3 separate regions of the Homo sapiens genome follow, and all the other regions are linked to region 2. Evidence: chromatin contacts called from ENCODE Hi-C or POLR2A ChIA-PET data. All regions are on one chromosome and are shown on one strand. Each heading gives the region's core, a stretch centred on a gene start or an enhancer-like site at or near the end of the contact. The rest is flanking DNA. Distances are from core to core; before and after follow the strand shown.

Region 1 (2,700 bases), core at 126-2,625, 960 kb before region 2:
TATTCAACACTTACACGTAAGACTTAATGAGAGCTTAGTGATACACAGTATTAAACTTTAGACTAGACAACATGTTAGCGTCAAAGTGGGATTTTACTTACCTTTACAACATCAGCTTTATGCTTTTCTAAAACTTGAAGAGTTTGGGCAGTAATGGAATCAATCACTACCACAAGTGAATGACATCCATAAGCAATTAAACCTTGCCAGCCCCTAGCAAAACAGTAATGTTAAAGTTTAAGTACAGAACAAAGCAGGACGACTTCTTTCTTGCCAAGCCTAAATAAATGATAAGTCTAATTCATATGTACCACCATTAATAAAATCATTTAAACCCAAAGGCCAGTATTTATCATTATCCCACTTAAATAAAAGATCTGGCTAAGCTTAAAATGCTTGTTGAAATTCACTTTTCATTCGGATAAAAAAAGTTCTAAAAGATATGAAAATAGAGACCCGAGGACATAAAAAGGAACTTGTGCCCTCTGACTGTTCTTGTAGGCATACGTCTTTCGCTTATCCGATTTCTAATCCTTAGTATCCACAATGTGCCTGGGGATACTGCGACTAATCCTAGTCCTTCCAACTAAATAAAACGACAAACACTGCACAAGACGTTTCAGTCCTCCTAACAACATCCCACAGCCACAGAATTTTGCTTTACATTTGTCTAATGAGTAGTTTTCAGAGCTGCAGTAGTAATTTATAGTGAAAGGAGAGAGTAATAAAGACGACCTGTTGAAGGCAGGAATGTTCTACACAGGAGGAGCCCGAAAAGAGGTGAAAAGGACAGGTGAAAGAACAGGCGCCTAGCACAGGGTCTGGCACATTGTTGAAAGACAACAGGAATACAAGACAACGAAAAAGAAAAGACAGGATGGGAAAGAGAAAGTGCACAGGGAATTAATGGTGGAGAGAGAGAAGCCTGGAAGCTGGAGGAGAGGAAAAGAGAGAGGAATGGAACGGCAAAAGGGCGAGGTGCAGAGAAAACAGCAGAGAAATACGCGAGAAAGAGGGGAAATGTATTTGCATGGGGGAATTTCCCACACGGGGCTATTATCACTTTTGTAACAACAAAAATCCACCAACTGAAAGCAAGCTCATTGCGTGAGGGCGGCTCCCTGCCTTAGCGAGGCCAAACTAACCAGGGGGTGAAACCTCTTGTCCTTCCCCCTTCCCCCTCACACATTCCTGGCCGATCCTGGCGACCTGGAAGCTCGGCGTCCTCACCAGTCCACCGCCGCCTTGTTGTGGGCGTTGAGGGCCCCCGTGAGGGTGCGCGCCGACACCTTGAAGTTCACTGTGTAGGGCAACATCCCGGCGGCCAGCCCAGGACCTGGGCGCTGACCCGCAACCAGGAAGCGGCGGACACTGTGCTTCCGTTCCAAACAGAGTCCGGGTGGCCCCCTCGGCGCCGCTGTCAGGTTCCTCTAGATTCAAGTTCTACAGGCTCCGGGTTCCACCGCTCCCGGATTCCATCGCCCCCAGGTTCCGTTGCCTTCAGTTTCCTAGGATCCTAGGTTCCGCACTCTCCAGAGTTCCGCCGCTTAGGCGGTTGTGCTAATCTGCGTCAGCTGGGGCTGTATTTGGAAGAAGAGGCGCTGCCTCCAGTCAAGTCTGTTTTTTTCAGGTGGGGACTGTAGGCCTTTGTGCCCTGCTGGAAATCGTGAAAAGCAAGAGAGAAGAGTCCCAGTTATTCTTGCTGCCTTTGATAAGTGAATTTAGGGCAACTACTAGTGCCAGTAGGCATGGGGGATCTACCGATGAAGAAGACACAAAGTCTCCGCTCTCGTGGAGTTTACAGAGAATAATGAATGAGATTAATTAAGAAATGAATGAGATTAATTGAATGAAATTGCCAGACTGAATGAAGTGAATGGCCTGAATATAAACAATTTCCAAATACAGATAACACTGCATATCTGGTGTTTGCAATACTCCCTTCGCACTTGAGGAAGAAGCACTATGTCTGGGGCCAAGTGTGACCCTTTGTCTGTTGCTGGGTACCTTTCATTTCGCACTTTCTCCTCTGCTGCTCTCCAGGTCAGACCCAGTCCTTCCCTCCTTTGTGTTCAGTGTTGGGTTTATACGCTTTAACTATAGCACTTAATGCAATGATTTCTTTTCAGCAATGATATTTGCAGATGTGTGTTTCTCTCCCCAATACATTGTTAGTTTCATGCGCGTCCGTGTGAAGAGACCACCAAACAGGCTTTATGTGAGCAATAAAGCTGTTTATTTCACATGGGTGCAGGTGGGCTAAGTCCGAAAAGAGTCAGCGAAGGGAGATAGGGGTGGGGCTGTTTTATAGGATTTGGGAAGGTAATGGAAAATTAGTCAAAGGGGGTTGTTCTCTGGTGGGCAGGGGTGGATCTCACAAAGTACATTCTCAAGGGTGGGGAGAATTACAAAGAACCTTCTTAAGGGTGGGGGAGATTACAAAGTACATTGATCAGTTAGGGTGGGGCAGGAACAAATCACAGTGGTTGAATGTCATCAGTTAAGGCTGTTTGTACTTCTTTTGTGGATCTTCAGTTACTTTAGGCCATCTGGATGTATACATGCAAGTCACGGGATGCGATGGCCTGGCCTGGGCTCAGAGGCGTGACATTCCTGCCTTCTTATATTAATAAGACAAAACAAAATAGTGTTGAAGTGTTGAGGCGGCGAAAATTTTTGGGGGGTGGTATGGAGAGAGAA
Region 2 (2,700 bases), core at 52-2,551:
CAGCAAGTTACTGGCAGGGCAAGGACTGGAATACAGACAGTCTGTGCTCTTAAACACTATGCTCTGGGCAATGCTACATAATCATCAAAAAGCAATCTCCCTGGACAATAATACAAATATGAAAAAAGAGCTAGGAGTGCACATAGGAGTGGGGGCCTAAGAGAACAAGAAACAGCTTCTTGGAAGAAGTGATGTATTGTCTTGAAAGATGAGGAATGGGTGGGGGGTTAAACCTGTAATCCCAGCACTTTGGGAGGCCAGGGCAGGCGGATCACTTGAGGTCAGGAGATTGAGACCATCCTGGCCAACATGGTGGAACCCTGTCTCTACTACAAATACAAAAATTAGCCAGGCATGGTGGCAGACGCCTGTAGTCCCAGCTACTCGGGAGGCTGAGGCAGGAGAATCACTTGAACCTGGAAGGTGGAGGCTGCAGTGAGCCGAGATCGCGCCACTGCATTCCAGCCTGGGCGACAGAGCAAGACTCCGTCTCAAAAAAAAAAAAAAAAAAAAAAAGATAAGGAATGCATTGTATATGTCTACTTCACAAATATTACAGGCTTCTAGAAGAGGGGCACAGTCCATCTTATAAGATATCTTACTGTAACCTAGAAGATATTGTACTGTATCACAACAATCTCCTAGTAGGAGACAGTGTACCGTATCCTAGGAGAGGGGCACAGTCCATCCTAGGAGGTATCTTACCGTATCCTAGGAGTCTCCTAGTGGGAGACAGACTACTGTACCCTAGGAGAGGGCCACTGTTTAATTTATTTGCATTTCCTGCCAGCACCTGGCGTACCAACAACGGGTATTCAGCAAAGATTTGCGGAATGCCAGGGTACGAATGAATGTCCAGCACTCTGGACAACTCGGAACAGGGGGTTTCCGTGAAGAGCAAGTCTCATCACCTGCCACCTCCAAGATCCCAAAGCCCCCGACCCACTCAAACCTGGCCAGTAATGATCCTGGCAAGCTATCCAGAGGGTAGCTCGAGGCAGAAGGAAAAACTCCCGTCTGACCTTTGTCATTGCACGTCCCCCGCCCGCCTCCCACCACACACGGGGCCGCCCTCCCCTTATTACCTCCCGGTAAGAGCAGGGAGGCCGGAGAAGCGGAGGCCTGGGTGACTGGGATGAAGGGCACATTGAAGCTGAACTCCGTGGCCGAGGAGGAGAAAAGTAAGTTAGTGCCCGATGAGGAAGTGGAGGCGCCGCCGCTGCCACCGTTAGGTTTTCTCTCGGCCATGGCTGCGGCCCACCGTCCGATACACGTCTCCGGGTACCCGGTACCACACCACTGACCGGAAACCGATCACGCTCCTGGCCAGCGCACTTCCGCACTTGCGCACAGGAGCCGAAATTACGGGTAGCTAGTCAGCCGCCCTCTCCCTTCCCCTACACGGCGACGCCAGATATCAACATGGCGACACTGTCTTCACGCCCGCGTCTAGCACGTGACACCCTCGGAGGCGGAGGCCGGGCGGGAGGATGGGGACGTGGTCCCCGCAGGTTCTGGATAGACGTGCGAATTGAGACGCAATTGACCCTGAAAGTCACAGGTTGTGGCGGGTATCTATGGGCTTCCTAAAGGTACCGTCAGGATGGCTCTCCTGACAAAGATTTTGGAGGAACAGCGGAATCCTGCTGGACGCTACCGGAAGGAGGAAGGGAGGAAGAGCGTTGTGCGGGAATGGGAATTCGCATGCTAGGCGGAACCAAACACCCTCTCCAAAACCCACTTGTCTTTCTGGATGGAACCGAACATTGTGGTTGACCCAGAAATAGAAGTGGTAAAACATTTTTTAAGTGTTTAATCCATAGGGAGAAAAAAATATTTCGTTTTATTTTTGTTGTTTTTTGTTTTGCATTTGTTTTTTGTTTTTTTGGTTGGTTTTGTTTTTTGTTTTGAGACAAGTCTGCTGTGTCGCCCAGGCTGGAGTGCAGCGGTGCAGTCTGGGCTCATTGCAATCTCCGCCTCCCGGGTTCAAGCGATTCTCCTGCCTCAGCCTCCGAGTAGCTGGGACTACAGGCGTCCGCCACCACGCCTGGCTAATTTTTTGTATTTTTAGTAAAGACGAGGTTTCACCGGGTTGGCCAGGATGGTCTCAATCTCCTGACCTCGTGATCTGCCCGCCTTGGCCTCCCAAACTGCTGGGATTATAGGCATGAACCACCACGCCTGGCCAAAAAAAATATTTAAAAGAGAAATCAAACCAGACGCCATGGCGCAGGCCTGCAATCCCAGCACTTTGTGAGGCAGAGCGGGAGGATAGCTTGAGCCCAGAAGGTTGAGACCAACCTGGCCAACATGGTGAAACCCCGTCTCTACTAAAAATACAAAAATTAGCCGGGCTTGGTGGCATAGCACCTATATTGCCAGCTACTCAGGAGGCTGAGGCGGGAATATTGCTTGAGGCCAAATTAACCCTGATCTTGCCACTCACTGTGCAGCGAGACCCTGTCTCCTTAAAAAAAAAAAAAAGAAAAAAAAAGAAACCAGGGCATTGAAATTAGAGATCTGACATTTTAGATAGCTTTCTATATCCACAGTAAGCTGACTTACTTCAATCCAGGAGGTACTGTGGATAACTTGGACATAATTGTCATCTTTCATAGTTAGAGATTTTGAAGGAAAATATAACTTAAGCCATATTTCAGCTTCTTGGAGGTTGGGAGAGGAGATACCAAAAGAACGCTC
Region 3 (2,700 bases), core at 163-2,662, 690 kb after region 2:
GGGAAAAACCTCTTCCCCTTTTATGAAAAAGGTCGCACACTAGAGCTCAAATCTTGACCAGAAAAAAAAAAGGAAAATATGCGACATAAATTCCAGGTATTCCTAAATACATATGTTTACATGGACACAACACAATCATTTCAGGAAGCACCCAAGTTTCTGCCTCCCCCCCCTTTTTTCTGTTTTTCATCAAAAGGAAGAGTCAAAATATGCGTTCTTAGGGTTTGACTCAGGATCTTACACACTCCATTTAGACAATATTTCCTGCCAGCTAAATGCAGGAAATCTAATGATTTGCATAGAAAACGTATCTAAAGCACCAGCACACTTACCTTTCTTTTCTTAACTGAGCCAAAATCTAACAATTTCAGTTATCACACTCCCAGAAAAGAAAAACCTGAAATACTGAATTATTTTCTAGGTGGTCTGTACAGCCATCCTTTGATAATTCTATGAAAAGGCTAATTCCTCAACATCTGACTTTGCCTTTAAAAGGCTTCCTTCCACACGACGGGATTTCCCTAAGAAACATCCCAGCGGATGGTTTCCAGCAATAGTCTATATCAACTCAGCCTGCGCAGGCAAAGACTTGGCTTCTGCTCATTCCACCCCCGCCCCTCGAACACACACACCAGTTCACACAGAACCATCCCGGGCCGACTTGAAACGCTATTTTATGTGCATGTTTGCTCGTCGCTCCCCGAATGAATGCTTTTCCAACTGACCTTTCAACAGCTGCCGAGATGGCACGCTCTGCAGGGCGAGCGCTGGAAACTAGGAGATATGTTAGCATCCAAATCCCTGCAACCTTCTCAGCCCAAGTCCAGATTCTCTGAGCCCCAAGGCAGGAACCCTGAAGGGTCTGCAGAGCCGCTCTCCGAAGTGTCCTGCTCGCGACCCACTCGCCGGCAGCGGGCATCCTGCACGGGCGCAGCCCCAGCCCGCACGCCACCCGACACCCGCACCCTGGCCCGCGGCGGACGCGCCGGGCACGTACCGGCCCTGCCTCTTACCTTCCCTGGCTTTCAGCAAGACCGTGTTGGCCACGATGTTTTCCAGCTCCATTGACAGTCGGCGGTCAGCAACGGAGCCGGCCGGCGGGGCTGTCAGCGCCTGGGGTGCTGCCGCTGCTGCTGCCGCTGCTCGGGCTGCCGCCGCTGCTGCCGGAGCCGGGGGAGCCAGCAGCCCGCCTTGCCTACCGCATTATTCCTGCTCTCAGCCCAAGAGTTTCCCCCTCTGCAAAGAGGAGCCGCCGCCGCCGCCGCCGCCGCCGCCGCTTCTTCCTCCCTCTGTGTCCCCCCTCCCCCCTCCCTCAACACGCTCCCCCCCACCCCCCACCCTCCGCGTGTCTCTGTCACTCCATTCTCCTCCCCTCCGGCTCCCTCGGATGCTTTAATGCCTCGGATGCTTCTGCCTCCCCTCAGTCCCTCCCGGGGGTGTGGTACTAGCAGGCTCGGGCGGCCGCACTGCGCAAGCGCCGGCCCAGGCGCGCCTCCTGCCTCGGTGCTCGCGGCGCGGGGCCTGCTGGGAGCTGGAGTCCTCCCGGCCGCGCGGCGCCGGGGCTGAGCTGGGCTGGCGCGCGGCTGTCGGAGCGAGGACCCGCCCCGGGACGGCACCGAAAGCGAAGGCGGGCACCGCCCGGCCGACAGGCGACTCAAAGGCGGCCCAGCCAAGCCGAAGTCCCCAGCACCCCCCCGCAGGCTCCCGCTTGCCCCCTTCCCGCCCCGTCGCCAGCCCGGAAAGCGGAGTGCACGGGCCCCGGTGACGGCGCGTGAAGCGCCGCGGCCCGGCAGGAGCCAGTGCGGGTCCCGAGCCGTGCTCGGAGTGGGAGGGCTGCCAGCTCGGCCGCGCGCCACAGCCCGCTTCCTCCGGTCCGCGCCAGGCCCGCGAGGGTCTGAGTCCCGGGTCAGTGACGCGCGCCCAGGGTCCCCGCACGCGGCGGCGGCCGGCCCGGCCTGGCCCCTGCCCAGCGTCTCCCACGCGGCGCCTCGGGCCGCGGACAAAGATGCACTTTGTTTCCTCGGAGGGCGCGAAGGGCTCTGCGGGTCGGCTGCGACCCGGCGCTGGCTGCCCGCGCTGCTCTCGGTGCGACCCGAGCGCCCCCCGCCGGCCGCGGTGCGCGGCGCGGGGTCTACGCGGACGGCGCCTGGGGCTCAGGGTCCAGCGTGGGAAGCTGCTTATTCTGTGAATAAACTGCCTTCCAGCACACCCGGCCAGCAAATCCACGAGCCTCCCTGCAGCCAAACCCAGCCAGATTAAGTAATAAAAACGCAGACGGAGTCGCCGGAGTCTCCGCCGTGGGGAGCGTTAATGAGTAACAGCCAGGCCAGCGCCAAGCCGGCGTGGGATTAACGTTTTTAAATTCCGGTCTTATTTATTTTGGGGCTCTTAGCTCCTTCCAGTGTTATGCTCAGAACATCAGACTCCAGGTCTGTGCTCAGCCCCGTTTCCTTGCTCCCTCCGCTCCGAAGGCCCCACTCCTGGAAATGGGCTGTCTTCGGTCACCCGGGATCTGCCACGAGTGTCCTACAGCTGGGGGCGGGGCAGGCAGGCCCCAAAGAACAATGAGGCCTTTGCCTCCTCTGCATCCTGCGGGCCGGATATCCGTTCAGAAGCCGACTCTGGGCCTTCTCTGTCCAGAAGGAGGAAACCCTCTGTCCCCAGGGCTGCCAGGAAGTCGCAGGGAGGTGCCGAGAGAAA

The links. A loop is a pair of places that touch in the nucleus more often than their neighbours do. ChIA-PET counts read pairs that join two places held with the same protein, here RNA polymerase II (POLR2A). Pooled maps may share reads with other maps.
Region 1: a map with no recorded cell type shows a loop between it and region 2 (9-fold over the local background). The contact joins the promoter of WDR11 here to the promoter of SEC23IP in region 2. A Hi-C loop is called at or near these places in 3 of 37 single-sample maps with no recorded cell type and 11 of 50 pooled maps. POLR2A ChIA-PET finds 5 or more read pairs at or near these places in 2 of 52 experiments (GM12878 and activated T-cell).
Region 3: a loop to region 2 is called in a map of dorsolateral prefrontal cortex, with 13 times the contacts of the local background. The contact joins the promoter of GRK5 here to the promoter of SEC23IP in region 2. A Hi-C loop is called at or near these places in 2 of 168 maps with a recorded cell type or tissue (both dorsolateral prefrontal cortex), 1 of 37 single-sample maps with no recorded cell type and 11 of 50 pooled maps.

The regions. Positions count from the first base shown.
Region 1 is chr10:120,850,037-120,852,736 of GRCh38, reverse strand. WDR11 (WD repeat domain 11) reads right to left here and starts at 1,375. Exons shown (of 29, transcript NM_018117.12): 1 at 1,231-1,375; 2 at 102-213. The coding sequence starts at 1,316. It overlaps WDR11-DT (WDR11 divergent transcript), which reads left to right and starts at 1,558. Exons shown (of 3, transcript NR_033850.1): 1 at 1,558-2,043. RefSeq lists enhancers at 891-950, 645-1,188, 961-1,430, 1,591-1,710, 1,189-1,733.
Region 2 is chr10:119,891,331-119,894,030 of GRCh38, reverse strand. It overlaps SEC23IP (SEC23 interacting protein), which reads right to left and starts at 1,301. Exons shown (of 19, transcript NM_007190.4): 1 at 1,086-1,301. The coding sequence starts at 1,248. RefSeq lists enhancers at 1,053-1,563, 1,564-2,074, 2,075-2,586.
Region 3 is chr10:119,206,283-119,208,982 of GRCh38, reverse strand. It overlaps GRK5 (G protein-coupled receptor kinase 5), which reads right to left and starts at 1,412. Exons shown (of 16, transcript NM_005308.3): 1 at 1,014-1,412. The coding sequence starts at 1,065. It overlaps GRK5-IT1 (GRK5 intronic transcript 1), which reads right to left and starts at 562. Exons shown (of 2, transcript NR_186528.1): 1 at 333-562. RefSeq lists silencers at 986-1,035, 1,086-1,155, 1,366-2,195 and enhancers at 2,536-2,645, 2,666-2,700.